4 separate regions of the Homo sapiens genome follow, and all the other regions are linked to region 1. Evidence: chromatin contacts called from ENCODE Hi-C or POLR2A ChIA-PET data. All regions are on one chromosome and are shown on one strand. The core of a region is the stretch at or near the end of the contact, and the rest is flanking DNA. Distances in the headings are between cores, read along the strand shown.

What was found. Hi-C counts contacts between places; a loop is a spot of excess contacts on that map. ChIA-PET counts read pairs that join two places held with the same protein, here RNA polymerase II (POLR2A). Pooled maps may share reads with other maps.
Region 2: a pooled map shows a loop between it and region 1 (2.8-fold over the local background). The contact joins the promoter of TICAM1 here to the promoter of UBXN6 in region 1. A Hi-C loop is called at or near these places in 1 of 50 pooled maps. POLR2A ChIA-PET finds 5 or more read pairs at or near these places in 2 of 52 experiments (CD4-positive, alpha-beta T cell and activated CD4-positive, alpha-beta memory T cell).
Region 3: POLR2A ChIA-PET joins it to region 1 with 12 read pairs in activated naive CD4-positive, alpha-beta T cell. The contact joins the enhancer-like site here to the promoter of UBXN6 in region 1. POLR2A ChIA-PET finds 5 or more read pairs at or near these places in 3 of 52 experiments (CD8-positive, alpha-beta memory T cell and activated naive CD4-positive, alpha-beta T cell).
Region 4: a loop to region 1 is called in a map of CD4-positive, alpha-beta T cell, with 4 times the contacts of the local background. The contact joins the promoter of SIRT6 here to the promoter of UBXN6 in region 1. A Hi-C loop is called at or near these places in 1 of 168 maps with a recorded cell type or tissue (CD4-positive, alpha-beta T cell), 2 of 37 single-sample maps with no recorded cell type and 11 of 50 pooled maps. POLR2A ChIA-PET finds 5 or more read pairs at or near these places in 1 of 52 experiments (naive thymus-derived CD8-positive, alpha-beta T cell).

Annotation. Positions count from the first base shown.
Region 1 is chr19:4,456,511-4,459,080 of GRCh38, forward strand. UBXN6 (UBX domain protein 6) reads right to left here and starts at 1,284. Exons shown (of 11, transcript NM_025241.3): 1 at 1,105-1,284. The coding sequence starts at 1,187. RefSeq lists silencers at 1,086-1,155, 1,186-1,235 and an enhancer at 1,346-1,545.
Region 2 is chr19:4,830,413-4,832,982 of GRCh38, forward strand. TICAM1 (TIR domain containing adaptor molecule 1) reads right to left here and starts at 1,300. Exons shown (of 2, transcript NM_182919.4): 1 at 1,202-1,300. RefSeq lists silencers at 1,017-1,136, 1,147-1,436.
Region 3 is chr19:4,088,284-4,090,853 of GRCh38, forward strand. It overlaps MAP2K2 (mitogen-activated protein kinase kinase 2), which reads right to left. Exons shown (of 11, transcript NM_030662.4): 11 at 2,038-2,425. The coding sequence ends at 2,315. Among named protein-coding and RNA genes, the nearest start is that of ZBTB7A, 23 kb to the left of the region's middle. RefSeq lists enhancers at 1,003-1,172, 1,451-2,227, 1,583-1,662. Within about 2 kb of position 1,293, at least 17 of the 41 ENCODE cell types and tissues checked have a DNase peak (open chromatin) inside an H3K27ac peak, as active enhancers do.
Region 4 is chr19:4,181,313-4,183,882 of GRCh38, forward strand. SIRT6 (sirtuin 6) reads right to left here and starts at 1,251. Exons shown (of 8, transcript NM_016539.4): 1 at 1,162-1,251. The coding sequence starts at 1,227. It overlaps ANKRD24 (ankyrin repeat domain 24), which reads left to right and starts at 1,377. Exons shown (of 22, transcript NM_001393985.1): 1 at 1,377-1,428. RefSeq lists enhancers at 1,225-1,314, 1,385-1,434.

The sequences.
Region 1 (2,570 bases), core at 34-2,533:
AGTCCCCACCACCCTCTGGCCAGCCAGCTCCCTGCAGCGGCCCCAGCTCTCCAGTTTCCCTTTTCTCAACCCAACAGCCCTCAGCCTTGCACCTTCCCTAGCTCCACTTCTTCCCCGGCCCTCCCAGCTGGCTCAGCCCTGCTCAGGCCCTTCTCTCCAAGTCCTCCCTAGACAATCCGGAAGCCTGCCCGGCATCTATCTCCTTTCCCCTCCTCTCCCACTTCCATAATCCACTTGGCACAGTGACGTGGCAGAGAAGCCTCGCAGAGAAGCTCTTTCTCCCAGCCTGCTAAGACGCGTCTGTCTCACCCGTCTTCTCCTCTCAGGCCCCTCCCGGGTAAGAGTCCATCTGTCAGAATCCCTCACCTCCACTCTCCTCACACACCTTCCTCAGCCCCTCCCTCTCAATTCGCCAGGACATCCCAGGTCACTGACGACGCTGCCCACCCCGGCCTCCCTGGCCTTCCAGACTCTTTCTAGTCTCCCATCAGCCTCCCACGTGCTCCAGATACCAAATCCAGAACCCCTCTTCCCATGGATACCTCAAAACAACTCTTCACCACCCCACCCCACAGCTGTGCGTCCTCCTCCAAGCTCAGCTCCCATCCATGGTCACCTAGATTGCCCCAAATCATCCCGGCCTCTTCGGCCAGCCGGGTCCCCAGACAGAGCTCTCCCTCACCACCCGGCTCAGGACTCATGATCCCGTTTTTCCCCAAAGGTCGTTCCACTGACCCCCAACTGCCTACAGCCCCGTCGCCCTAATCCCCCGCCACTGCATCGGACCCTCCTGCGGCCCCGCCCCCGAGACCTCCCCTCCCGCCCCGCCCCCTGCGCTAGTTCCCCTCCCCTCGCCTCCCCCGCCGCGCCCCCGGGTCATACCCGCCCCCTCCTGCCCCGCCCCCAGATCTCTCTCCCCTCCCCCTGACGCCCACCCTCGGCCCGACTTCGTCCGCCCCCGGCGCCTCTCCCCCTCCCCTGACCCTCGCGTGCCGCTCCCAGCCCCTCATCCTCTCCGATCTCCCGAGCCGCCCAAGGCCCCAGATCTCTCTCCCCGGCCGTCCCCGCCCCGCAGGGCCTCAAGCCCCTGCGTTCCTCACGCACCCCACGGACTCTTTGAGCTTCTGACCGGGTCCCGCGCTCTTGAACTTGATGTCGGCCTTGAACTCCTGAAAGAATTTCTTCATGGTGGCGGCTGGCCCGGCGGCGGGGGGCCGCGGGGGCGGGGGGGCACGGGGCCCAGTCGGGGACGGGGCCGCCGGAGACCAGCCACCGGAAGAAAATTAAAAAAAAAAAAAAAAAAAAAAAAAAAATTTACCTCGCCGCCGGAAGTCCCGCCTTCCCCTGGCCTGCCACGTGACAATCGACTAGACGTGCCTCTCTAGCGCTCGGTGCCTTGCTGGCCCAGGGCGGCCGCTCTGTACGCTGGAGCCGCGTCTCTGTGGTTCTTCCGGACTCCGTTGCCAGGGCGACGAGTGCACCTCTCGATTGGAGACAGGGCATTCCGTGGCGCTCCCCAAACGGTGACAAACGGTGATAGGACAGGGACAGGCCAACTGAACCTCGCAGAGAAAGCACTGGGCCCTATCCCTTTCGCTGCTCAACCTAAACTAGGCGCGGTGGCTCACGCCTGCAATCACAGCACTTTGGAGGCTCAAGCGGAAGGATTGCTTGATCCCAGAAGTTGGAGACCAGCCTGGCAACATGGCAAAACCTCGTCTCTATAAAAAAAAAAAAAATAAAATAAAATAAATTAGCCGAGGGTGGTGGCGCGCGCCTCTCAGCTACTTGGGAGGCAGAGGCGGGAGGATCGCTTGAACCCAAGAGGTCGAGGCTGCAGTGAGCTGTGATCAAGCCACTGCATTCCAGCCTGGGCGACAGAGAGAGACCCTGTCTCAAGCAAAACAAAAAAAATTCCAACCTTCTCTGTCTCCCCAGAGCTTACGTGATAAAATCCCAATTCAATGTTGGGTATTGGAGGCCCCCACGATCTGGCCTGTTTTGGTGCCTGAAGCACCCCCCCGCCACCATCACCACGTACCCTAGGTAGGAGCTGTTTAAGAGGATGCACCTGGGCCGGGCGCGGTGGCTCATGCCTGTAATCCCAGCACTTTGGGAGGCCGAAGCGGGCGGATCACAAGGTCAGGAGATCGAGACCATCCTGGCTAACACGGTGATACCCCGTCTCTACTAAAAATACAAAAAATTAGCCGGGCATGGTGGCAGGCGTCTGTACTCACAGCTACTCGGGAGGCTGAGGCAGGAGAATGGCGTGAACCCGCGAGGCGGAGCTTGCAGTGAGCCGAGATCTCACCACTGCACTCCAGCCTGGGCGACAGAGCGAGACTCCGTCTCAAAAAAAAAAAAAAAAAAAAAAAAAGAGGATGCACCCAATGCACCCAATTGGGACCTGGGGATTGGGGATCCACTTTGGTGGACACCAGTTAATAGTGGCGTACTTTGGTCTGTGCAATCCACAAAGAAGATACACAAAGTGACAGTTAAAACAAGCCTCAAAAAATGGGAGTTGGGGGTCAGACGTGGTGGCTCATGCCTCTAATCCCAGCACT
Region 2 (2,570 bases), core at 50-2,549, 370 kb after region 1:
CTCGCTATGCTGCCCAGGCTTGTCTTGAACTCCTGGGCTCAAGTGATCCTCCCACCTTGTCCTTTTTAAATGTTTTAACCACCTCTCCCACTCTCCTTCCCACACTCTCATGCAGCCTTTCATGCATCGAATATGCATTTATTGAGCACCTACTAGGTCCAGGAACTGTTCAAAGTGCCACTGCATATCAAGGCAGGCACATCTACCCTCACAGAGCTCCCAGTCTGGTTCAGGGAGACCAACAGTAAGCGAGAAAATAACCCAAGATCATTTCAGAGAATGAAAAGTAACGTGAAAGCCATGAGCCGGGGGCTGTGTGGCTCTGAGAGACTGGCTGGGAAGGGGCTACAGGGGACCACGGTGGTCAAGGGAGGCCTTTGGGGACAGGAGGTAACATTGAGCTGAGACCTAAAGGAGCTGAGGGAGGAGGCTGGGTGGAGATCAGGGAGGAAAGCTTCTGGAAGGTGAAGCCACCTGCCCAAAGGCCCTGGGGCAGGACTGCGCCTGGTGAGCTGGAGGAACAGTAAGGAAGCCCATGTGGCTGGATAACCGTTAGGAGGGGGAGAAAGGAAGAAGGTGTGTGGTGGTACAGGGTGTGAGGTTGGGATCCTGGGTGTCAGGGAAGAGTTTGGGGTGTCAGGGAGGAATTTGGGGTGTCTGGGAGGAATCTGGGGTATTCGGGAGGGATCCTGGGTGTTGGGGAAGAATCCAGGGTGTCAGAGAGGGGTCCTGGGTGTCACGGAGGAATTTGGGGTATCAGGGAGGGACCTTGGGTGTCAGGGAGAAATTCAGGGCGTTGAGAGAAATATGGGGTGTGAGGTAGGAAGCTTGGGTGTCAGGAATTTGGGGTGAGAAGGAATATGGGGTTTCAGGTAGGAATCCTGGGTGTTGGGGAGGAATCTGGGGTGTCCGGGAGGAATCTGGGGTTTGGGGGAGGGGTCAGGCTGTCGGGGAGGAAGCCAGGGTGCTGGGGAGGATCCCGACAGTGGGGGAGGATCTGGGCCACCAGCGCGGGGAGCTGGAGGTTGAGGGGAACGTCAACCTCCCAACGCGCGGCGCCAGGCCCCCTCCTCCGCACCGGGGCCCTAAGAGGGAGGCCAGGTGGCCTGGAGCCCTGGCGAGCGGCACGGGCTCAGGGCCACCCCCCACACCCCCGACACCTTCTCCACCTCAGGCCCGTCCTCGCCCCTTCCCCACCTACCAGGGATCCGGGGCTGCCGGCTGCGCCACTGGGTCCTGGGGTCCTGGGGGCTGGGGCTTCTGCGGAGTTGCCCGCGGACCGTAGCGCGCTGAGGGCGCTGGCTCCACCCCGCGGCCCGCGCCCTGGGAAGGAAGCGCGCCGCCCCTTCCGCGTCCCGGGTGGGTGTGGGACGTGAGGTCACGGTTTCGGAGTCCTGCCCCGCAGCACCGGGAAAGTCCCCGGGTCGCCCCGCACCCATGCGCTCTCTTCCCAACCCTTGCGGTCACGTTCAGCAAGTGTGAGCACCTACTGTCTGCAGGGGGCCAGAAGAACTCGCATCTGCTCTCGGGGAGCCCACAGTCATCTGGGCGGGGGTCCCAGATGAGAAAGTAATCACAATTGTAAAGTGGGATCATCTCCGTTAGTGATAGGTGCTTTCCAGGAAATAAATGTAGCAGCTGTTTTTATTTTATTTCTCTTATTTTATTTGTTTGTTTGTTTATTTATTTTTTTATTTATTTTCCGAGACGGAGTTTCGCTCTTGTTGCCCAGGCTGGAGTGCAATGGCGCAATCTCAGCTCACTGCAACCTCCGCCTCCCGGGTCCAAGCAATTCTACTGCCTCAGCTTCCTGAGTAACTGGGATTACAGGCATGTGCCACCACACCTGGCTAATTTTGTATTTTTAGTAGAGATGGAGTTTCTCCACCTTGGTCAGCGTGGTCTCGAACTCCCAACTTCAGGTGATCCACCTGCCTTGGCCTCCCAAAGTGCTGGGATTACAGGTGTGAGCCACCGTGTCCGGCCTCCCTTTTTTTTTTTTTTTTTTTTAGTTGGAGTCTTACTCTGTGGCCTAGGCTGGAGTGCGGTAGTGCGACCTCGGCTCACTGCAACCTCCACCTCATGGGTTCAAGCGATTCTCCTGCCTCAGCCTCCTGAGTAGCTGGGATTACAGGCACGTGCCACCACACCTGGCTAATTTTTGTATTTTTAGTTGAGATGGGGTTTCACCATGTTGGCCAGGCTGGTCTCGAACTCTTGACCTCAGGTGATCTGCCCGCCTCGGCCTCCCAAAGTGCTGGGATTACAGGCGTGAGCCGCTGCGCCCGGCCTAATTTTATGATTATAATAATTATTATTATTTGAAACGGGGTCTCCCTATATTACCCAGGCTGCTTTCAAACTTCCAGGCTCAAGCAATCCTCCCGCCTCGGCCTCTCAAAGTGCTAGGATTACAGGTGTGAGCCACCGCACCTGGCCTATATTATTTTTATCACCACATTAAATAAGATCTAATAATCACAGTGATTTTGCCGTGGTGACAAGTGTCAGATGTGTTTCTGGTTGCAATGCAATCTGAAAGTATCTGTGGTTTTTATTAGGGACAAACG
Region 3 (2,570 bases), core at 43-2,542, 370 kb before region 1:
CATCTACAAAGTAGTTTCTAGAAGTCTGACCCTGAAGCGAGGCAGGGAAGATAGGCAAGACCACGGCTTCTCTCCCGTCCTTCCCTCTGGGGTGCCGTGGGGCTCCAATGAAGCTGCAGGATGGCTGCGCACACCGCAGGGATCCTGGCGCGGGGTCCATCCCCACCTAGCCCAGACTGCCCCTGCTCCCCTGGGACTCCGTGTCCTTTCATTCCTTGCCAATGGCAGGGGGTGGCCGGGACCCTGGGGTTTCCAGGACCGGCCGAGGTCCCGCCGGTTTGGAGCACAGGCAGCCAACACATTCCCCCCGGCCCTCCCGGCAATCCTGAGGGTCCTGGTTACCCACAGGGCGGCACCTTCAACACTTTTTTTTTTCTCCTATTTTTTATTTTTTGGGGCCACACTCCGTCGCCCAGGCTGGAGTGTGATGGTGAGATCTTGGCTCACTGCAACCTCCACCTCCCCAGGCTCAGGTGATTCTCCTGCCTCAGCCTCCTGAGTAGCTGGGACTACAGTTGTGCACTACCATGCCCGGCCAATTTTTTTTTTTTTTTTTTTTTTTTTTTGTAGAGATAGGGTTTTACTATGTTGCTCGGGCTGGTCTTGAACTCCTGGGCTCAAGTGATCTTCTTGCCTCGGACTCCCGAAGTGTTTAGATTACAGGTGTAAGCCACCAAGCCTGGCTTTTTTTTTTTTTTTTTTAAGTCATGTGAGACTTTAGGGCAAAACATAAAGGAGAGCAGCCTGGGGAGCTGTTTGCAGGAGGTGTCAACTCATCTCTTCTTTGGTGTCTGCAGAAAAAAAAAAAAAAAAAAAGCCACACAAGACTAGAAGGGTCACCCTAAGAAGAAAAGGACAATCCAGCAGTTCCCACAGAACCACAAGCCCCCACCTTCTGCTTTGTTTCCTCCAGAAACACAGTTGCCAGCCACCCTTCCCCTACAATTCGCCCGCAGATAATATCAGCTTGCTGGTAGTCTCCAGGAAGTACTGAAGGGGGAGGCTCACAGCCTCAAGAGCTTTAGAGAGCTCAGAGGGACCCTAGAACAGCCCAGCTGCCCACCACACCTAGCCCAGAGGTGGCCTCCTCTATCCGAGCACACAGTCCCGAAGGTAGAAAGGCTGGGCTTTGGATCTCGGACAACCGGAGAAGCAGGCGATGGGCCTCCGGGAACCCCGAAGACCCCAGGACAAGCCCTCACCGTTTCATCTGCAGCCCACTGCGGCGGAACAGTTCAAAGGCCCGAAAGTGTCACATGCCCTGGTGGTCACTTCTGATTTGTTGGGCGAGGAGAGGTGACAGAACCACCCGCCCTGGGCTGGGCCTGCTGCGGACGCAGGGGGAGTGCAGGGCGTGTCTCGGGACCTGCTGGGGTTTCCAACCAAACCGACAGCTTGGAAAGCCAGCGCTTCCTTTCTGTGGGGCTGAGTCTCAGCTCAGCTGCCACTGCTGGGAGCCCCCACTCCCTGAAGCGGGGGGACAGGGAGAGGATGGTGCCACGCTGGGGAAGAGGCAGGGGCGGCCTTCCCGCGGAGGCTACGTGACAGGAGCAGTGTAGAGGAAGTGGTTTCCATCACGGAAGGCCGAAGCTCTGCCTTCCACAGGGGCAGAGATGGTGGCGGGGAGGACACAGAGGGAAACCAGGTGGCATTTCCCTTCTTTTTTTTCAGTAGCCTTGCTCTGTCACCCATGCCGGAGCGCACTGGCACCATCGAGGTTCACTGCAGCCTCAATCCCCTGGGTTCAAGCGATCCTCCCGCCTTAGGCTCCCAAAGCACTGGAATGACAGGCATGAGCCGCCGCCCCCAGCCTCACTCTCCTTCCTTTTGGTGAGAGCCGCCATCGCCTGGGGGCTCACTGCAGGTCTTCATCCCTTGACCCAAAGGGAGAGGCGAGCTCTCCCTAAGGGAGGGCCCTGCGCCCTCCAGCCTCGGCGCCCGGCGATGCGGGTCAGCTCAGGGATGTCCTCTCCGTGCTGGGCTGAAGCAAAGCCCAGCACCCAACGCCGAACGGAAGAAAGAAGCAGGATGGCGCGGTTTGCTTTTTCTCTCCCTGTTTTGTTTTGTAACCTAAGGAAGCAGAGCCTCTGAGACCACACACAGCAGCGTCGCCCGTCCCCAGAGGCACCCCGGCCAGGACGGGCAGGAGAGGAGACCCCCGTTCCTGCATGCGCTGTCGCCCCGCCACGGTGCTCTCCGCAGGGGTGAGGCAGGAGGGTGGGTGGAGGCGCCAGCCTGTCCTCAGCTGGAAGGGCGGGGCATGGACAGGGACGGTGGGCAGGTCACCAGCGGGACGCAGGGAGCCCGGCCACTGTCACACGGCGGTGCGCGTGGGTGTGCCGGGCTGGTTCAGCCGCAGGGTTTTACACAACCAGCCGGCAAAATCCACTTCTTCCACCTCGGACCGCTTGATGAAGGTGTGGTTCTGCAAGGAAAGGGGAGCCGTGAGCACCCGGGCCTGGAGTCACAGTAGGACGGGGAGGGCCAGCGTCTGCCCAGCCCTGGCAGATGGTACGGGACAGAAAGCAAAAAACAGAGGAGACCCTCCCTTCCCCACAGGAAGACGCACT
Region 4 (2,570 bases), core at 1-2,500, 280 kb before region 1:
GGCTTAGATGTCACTTCAGTGACAGTGATGCCTCCCTTGGCCAACTGGTTTCCATGCAACCCCTAGTCAGTCTCCCTTACTAGAAGGAGGGGTTTTTAATCTGTGTTGCTCCTGGCTGTGGCCTTAGTACCTAGAAAGTGCCTGAGCTACAGTAAGTGCTCTATAAATGTTGGTGGAATAAAGTGACTAACAGGCCGGGTATGGTGGCTCACGCCTATAATCCCAGCACTTTGGGAAGCCAAGGTGGGTGGATCACTTGAGATCAAGAGTTCAAGAGCAGACTGGCCAACATGGTGAAACCCCGCCTCTACTAAAAATACAAAAATTAGCCAGGCGTGGTGGCAGGTGCCTGTAGTCTCATCTACTCTACTCAGGAGGCTGAGGCAGGAGAATCGCTTGAACCTAGGAGGCGGAGGTTGCAGTGAGCCGAGATCGCGCCACTGCACTCCAGCCTGGGCGACAGAGAAACTCCATCTCAAAAATATAATAATAATAATAATAAAGTGACTAACAGCAGCAGTGAAGAGTGGGGCTTCTGGACGGGCGCACACCATCAGCGCTCATTAAATGCATGAGTCAGAATGCATGGGCCAGCCTTATGGAATGGGGCCATCTTCACCTCGTTTGCAGAAAGTTTGGAGATGGAGACCCAAAAGGGAAGTGACTTCCCCAAAGTCCCACAGTGCGTGGAGGGGGCAGCCGATCCCTCCACTTCCCCTCTGAGTGGCTGGAGGGATCTTTCTGGCACATTCTGTCCAGTCCCCTCGCCAGGGCAAAACCCTTCCCCATCACCCTCAGGATAAAGTGCCAACTCCCCAGCCTGGCATTTGAGCCCCGTCCTGGCCCGGCTCTGGAAACCTCCCAGGCCTAATCGTTCTCCAGGTGTGTTTATTCCCACCTCCCTTTGCGCCTGTCGTCCCCTCTTCCTGGAACTACATCCCCTCTCTCCCCGATCAGCCCCGACAGGGTGACCACAGAGTTGGGCGTGTTGGCGTCCCCCGGCGCGCAGGGGCGTCACTTCCCGCCCCTTCCTCACTGGGAAGTCCCTCCCATTGTCTAGCCTCAGTGCCCCCTGATATTCCCACAATGCCCCCCTGCCATCCGGCCGCTCCCAGCCCGCGGCCCTGGGGCGCGATGCTCGGGACCCTCAGACGCGCTCACCTCCGGGAGGCCGCACTTGCCCTTGTCCGCGTACGGCGACAGCCCCGCCGCGTAATTCACCGACATCCTCGACTGCCCCACGGGAACAATAAAGTTTCCCTTGTTGAGGCCGCTTCCGCCGGAAGCGGGGCGGGGCGGGGAAGAAGGAGGAACCGCGTTCCAGTCCTGCGCACCCGGCCTCCCACGGCAAGGCGCATGCGCCTCTTGCTGACGCCGCAGGCGACATGTTATCTGCTGTCAGAAGGAAGCCTGCCTCTTTGCATGCAGGTGTTTGCGGGGCTTGGGAAGGGGCTCCCCGATGACCCGGGCGGGAAATTGGGGCGGCCGCCTACGTGAGAGTTCTCCAGTCACCTCTAAAATGCGGGACACAGGCTATCCATGTCCCCACAACCCCTTTTACGGATTAGTAAATTCCGTAAGGACAGAGCCGGACAGCAGGGACCCCAGCCTAAGGGTTTTGAATGCCACGCAGAGTTACCTGAATATCTCATTTGTGTGTGTGTGTGTGTGTGTGTGTGTGTGTGTGACGGAGCCTCGCTCTGTTGCCCAGGCTGGAGTGCAGTGGCGCAATCTCGGTTCACTGCAACCTCCGCCTCTTGGGTTCAAGCGATTCTCCTGCCTCAGCCTCCCTAGTAGCTGGGATTACAGGCGCCCGCCACCACACCCAGCAAATTTTTGTATTTTTTAGTAGAGACGGGGTTTCTCCATGTTGGTCAGGCTGGTCCCGAACTCCTGACCTCAGGTGATCTGACCGCCTCGGCCTCCCAAAGTGCTGGGATTACAGGCGTGAGCCACTGCGTCCGGCCAAGTTATCTGAGTATCATCCAACTGGAGGTTCTGCATTCTGCAGGACAGGTCCTGCTCAAGGTCAATGGGGCTGGTGGCCTGGAGGACTCATTTAAGAATCATGTGTTGAGTACCTACTTTGTACTGGGCACACTGGAGAGCAAAGGTGGTACCATCTATGCCCTGGTGGCTGCGGGTGGACACAAACATGTGACCAGGTAATGGTGACATGGTGTGGTTGGGGTGCAATGGGTGATGCAGAGGGCACAGGGCAGTGAGGGGGCTCACAGGAGGCACCTGACCCAGGCTGGGGGCATCCGGGAGGGCTTCCTGGAGGAGGGGATGTTGCAGCAAAGATCTAAAAAGTGAGTGAGCCGGGCGCAGTGGCTCACACCTGTAATCCCAGCACTTTGGGAGGCCAAGGCAGGTGGATCACCTGAGATTGGGAGTTCGAGACCACCCTGACCAACATGGAGAAACCCCGTCTCTACTAAAAATACAAAATTAGCTGGGTGTGGTGGCCTGTAATCGCAGCTGCTCGGGAGGCTGAGGCAGGAGAATTGCTTGAACCCAGGAGGCGGAGATTGCGGTGAGCCGGAGATCGCGCCATTGCACTCCAGCCT